Regions from separate parts of the Homo sapiens genome. Here region 1 is linked to region 2. A link is an interaction called in ENCODE POLR2A ChIA-PET data of the cell type or tissue named here. Cell type or tissue: Panc1. All regions are shown on one strand.

Evidence for each region. ChIA-PET counts read pairs that join two places held together with the same protein. Peaks named below come from ENCODE experiments on the same cell type or tissue, not always from the same donor. Only the 100,000 strongest peaks of a DNase experiment are listed, where the experiment ranks them.
Region 1: POLR2A ChIA-PET joins it to region 2 with 5 read pairs; 2 of 35 experiments call an interaction of 5 or more read pairs at or near these places.

What each region holds. Positions count from the first base shown.
Region 1 is chr7:9,379,467-9,381,966 of GRCh38, reverse strand. No RefSeq gene overlaps it. Among named protein-coding and RNA genes, the nearest start is that of NXPH1, 950 kb to the right of the region's middle. In Panc1, no CTCF peak of the experiment used is centred here; no DNase peak of the experiment used is centred here.
Region 2 is chr7:9,487,477-9,489,976 of GRCh38, reverse strand. No RefSeq gene overlaps it. Among named protein-coding and RNA genes, the nearest start is that of NXPH1, 1.1 Mb to the right of the region's middle. In Panc1, no CTCF peak of the experiment used is centred here; a DNase peak (open chromatin) is centred at 1,227.

The sequences.
Region 1 (2,500 bases), 110 kb after region 2:
CTGGCCCAGAGTAGGTCCTATTAAAAAGATAAAAACAAAACAAAACAAAACAGATGCTGGCGAGGCTGCAGGGAAAATGGAATGCTTACACATCGGTAGTGGGAATGTAAATTAGGTCAGCCACTGTGGAGAGTAGTTTGGAGAGTTCTTAAAAAGCTAAAAATAGAACTATCCTTTTATCCAGCAATCCCTCTACTGGATATCTATCCAAAGGAAAAGAAGTTATTTTATCAAAAAGAAACCTGCATTTATATGTTTATCACAGCACTATTCACAATAGAAAGCTAATGTAATCAACCTAGGTGCCATCAGCATTGGACTGGATAAAGAAAATGTAATACATATACAGGATGCAACACTTCATAACCATAAAAAAAAGAATGAAATCGTGTTCTTTTGCAGCAACATGCATGAAGCTAGAGGCTAAAATCGTTAAGAATCGTTAAGTGCGTTAATGCAGTAGCAGAAAACCAAATACTGCAAGTTCTCACTTATAAGTAGGAGCTAATCTTTGAGTACACTTGGACGTAAAGATGGTAACAACAGACACGAGGAACTGTTAGAGAGGGGAGAGAGGTAAGGGAGAGTGCTGAAAAACTACCTATTGGGTACTATATACATTCATTACCTGGGTTAGACAATCATTTTTACCCTATACTTAAGTATCATACAATATACCCATGTAGCAAAGTGCATATGTGGTCCCTGAACATAAAATAAAAATTGAAATTATTTTAAAAATTATAAATTTTGAAGGTGAAGAATACCACAATTACCCTGAGTTGATCCTTAGACATTCTGTGCATGTCACAAACACTCATATGTACCCAACAAATCTGTAAAATAACGTGTATTAATAAAAGAAAAATTGTAAATCGGAAAATAAAAGCACCAAGAATAGAGAGGATAATCTTGCAGAAGAAACTTGAAAGTCTTATACACTCAGATATGAAGACCTACTGTCAAAAAGATTAAAGCAATATGTTATTGGAATGAGAAGAGTTAAATGGGAAAAAACAGAAAGAATGACTCTTTTGGTAAATCATGATGCAAAAGTAGAATATTTGAATACGAAAAAAGAAGCTCACATCTAACAAATAACACCATACCTAAAAGTCAATTTTAGAGAGATTTCAAACTTAAATCTGAATGGTAAAGCAATGAAGATCAGAGAAGAAAACAGATAGAATATCTTTATGACCCTATAGCAGGCAAAATATTTTTAAACATGTCTAAAATTGCACTCACCATAAAAATAAAATAATTATTAATATAAACAGGATTGCAATAAAATCAAGAATTTATGTTCAATAACATTAAGCGAGTGATATGAAAAACACCTATGTATGTGTGTGTTTTATACATATATGTGTATAAAAATCTCCCAAAGAACACTTATCCACAATAAAAAGAATATGTATAATTTAAAAACAAAAAGGCAATCCAACTGATAAAATGTGCATGTGCAATAGGGAAGAATAAGACCTAAACAGGCATTTTACCAAAGAACTGATGGTCGAGTAGTATTTAGAAAGTGGCAACCTAGTTAATCATCATCAATTATAAACAAATTAAGTCCATAGCACGATAGACTTATATACCATCAGATGAGAGAATGGTCAAAATAAAAATGACAGACATTACTAAGGTCTATATTTTACAATTCATCATTTTTTTCTCTTTATCATATTATTTTTCTGAATTCTCAAGGTTTATCTTTGGTTCTGTAAGTACTCATATTTTACATTTAATTTAATAATTGTTAGTGTTCTTACTTTTCAAATATTAGCACTTAAGAGTACTTCTCACTAAAGGTTCTAATTTAACTTAATTTCCAATAGTTTCGTATGTATTATTTTAACCTGCTTTGTTTCATATTAAAATTGCTACTCAATATTTTTTCTTCTTCTTATCCTTTTACCTGTGAGTTATTTAAATGTTTGCTGTTTAATGTTTCAAGTTGAGAGTATCTGAATTACTCGTTTTGAAAATGTTTGTTATTTTTTCCAATTTAACTTACATCAGAAACAAAGGTATATATAATACACAGCCTATGATATAAATGTTCATAAATGTTCCACACGCTTGAAAATAACCTAAATTTTATAATTTTTGATGTAACTTTCTATATAAGATACTTTAAGTCAATCATATTCATTTTGCCATTTAAATCTATATCCTTATTAATATTCTCCCTATTTTAACAGATAATTGCTGGAGGAGGTATGTCTAATTCATTTCATTGTGACATTGTGATTGCTAATTTCTCTGCTTCTTCTTGAAGTATAATCATTTTGATTTATACATTTTGAGATACTTTGTGTGTATATATTTAGAATTACTGTAACTTCTTTAAGAACTTAAAACTTTTACTATGATGTTTTTATCCCTTATATTTGCTTTATACCTTAAAATCAGTTTTAAATCCCATTCTATATATAATATGATATACTATATATGTTATATATCCCTTTATTAACTAACTTAGTCATTGTAAATA
Region 2 (2,500 bases):
CTTAAAAAACCCAACAGTCTCTGCCCAAAGGCTCCTAAAACTGTTAACCAATTTCAGTGCAGTTTCAGGATACAAAATCAATGTACAAATATCAGTAGCATTTCTGTACACCTATAATGTCCAAGTTGGGAGCCAAATCAAGAACAGAATCCCATTCACAATAGCCACAAAAAGAATTAAATATCCAGAAATACAGCTAACCAGGGAGGTGAAAGATCTCTACAATGAGAATTACAAAACACTGCTGAAAGAAATCAGAGATGACACAAACACATGGAAACACAATCCGTTTTAAGGGATAAGAAGAATCAACATTGTTAAAATGGTCATACTGTGCAAAGTAGTTTACACATTCAAGGCTGTTTCTATCAATCTACCAACATAAGTTTTCACAGAATTAGGAAAAAAACCTATTCTAAAATTCATGTGCAACCAAAAAAGAGCCCAAATAGCCAAAACAATACTGAGAAAAAAAATCACATACACACACATACACACACAAAAACAAAAGCTGGAGGCATCACACTACTTGAGTTCAATCTATATTACAATGCTACAGTACTATAGCATGGTGCTGGTACTGGTACTAAAGCAGATATATAGACTAATGGAACAGGTTAGAGAACCCACAAATAAAGCCACAAACCCACAAAAATCTGATCTCCAACAAAGTCTACAATAATAAACTATGAGAAAATGAATCTCTAATCAATAAATGGTGATGGGACTACTGGCTAGCCATAAGCAGAAGATTGAAACTGGACCCCTTCCTTACACCGTATACATAAATTGACTCAAATGAATTAAAGACTTAAGTGTAACACCTAACACTGTAAAAACCCTTGTAGAAAACCTAGGAAATGTCCTTTGGATGTAGGCTTTAACACATATTTTTTTATGAAGTCTCCCAAAGGCATTGCAACTAAAACAAAAATATACGAGTAGGACCTAATTAACCGACAGAGCTTCTGCACGACCAATGAAACTATCATCAACAAATATCATCAACAACTATCATCAACCTATAGAATGGGAGAAAATATTCAGAAATTATGCAACCAACAAAGTTCTAATATTCAAAATGTATAAGGAGTTTAAACAAATCAATAAGCAAAAAACAAATAACCTTGTTAAAAAGAGGGCAAAAGAAATGAACAGACATATCTCAAGGGAACACATAAAGTGGCCAAAAGACAGGAAAAAATGCTCATCATGACTCATCACTAGAAAAATGCAAATCAGCACCACAGTGGGATACCATCTAACATGAGTCATAATGGCTATTTATAAAAAGTCAAAAAAATAATATATGTTGGCCACATCTCAGAGAAAAGGGAACATGTATACAGTGTTTGTGAGAATGTATATCAGTTCAGCCACTGTGGAAAGCAGTTTGGAGATATCTCAAAGAACTTAAAACATAACTACCATTTGACCCTGCAATTCCATAGTTAGATATACACCCAAAGGAATATAAATTATTCTACCAAAAGACACATTCACTTCTATATTCATCAGAGCACTATTAATGATAGCAAAGACATGGAATCAACCTAGATGCCCATCAACTGTAGACTGAACAAAACAAATATGATATACACACACTAAGAAACATTGGAATATTATGCAACCATAAAAAGAATGAGATCCTGTCTTTTTCAGGAACATGAATGTAGCTGGAGACTATTTTCCTAAGCAAATGAATGCAAAAACAGAAATTCAAATACCACATGTTCTCACTTACAAGTGGGAGCTAAACATTGAGTACTAGATGGAGACAACAGACACCGAGGCCTACCTGAAGGTGGAGGATGGAGGAAAGTGAGGACTGAAAAGCTACCTATTGGGTACCATCTTCACTACCTGAGTGACGAAACCATTTGTATACCACACCCCAATGACATGCAACTTACCCATGTAACAAACCTGCTAATGGACCCTCTGAAGCTAAAATAAAATTTGAAAAAGAAAAGGAATTTCATTTTAAATTTAAGAATTAAATCAGGCATAAAAAGTAATAAAACCAGGAAATAGAAAAATTGTTCCTGTTAACTGAGTTGCATAAATCCTGAGTTTAAAAAACAATCTACCTACACTTGTAAAAACTCATTACAAAATGTATTTCTTTTTTACAAAATGTATTTCTTACACAATATATTCATCATAATTCACTCCGTGGTTTATTTTCAATATCCTCACTCTGAAATTCAGACTGTTGGAGTAACCATCATATTAAACATTCCAAGTGACCATCATAGAGGAAAAAAATCATTCTAGCCTCTTATGAATTAAGGATATCATTTTCGTTCATATCTGATCTTCCAGAAAAATCACTATGACCCTACCCAAATACAGTCAGACTCAGAAATAAAATCATACATCATGGCCTGGAAATGAAGGAGTGAAGTTATACCAAATTAAACTGACTGAGTTTTAGAAAGGAAGCCTTGAGTAAAATGTGTGTGCACAAACCACACACACACACGCACACACAAACACA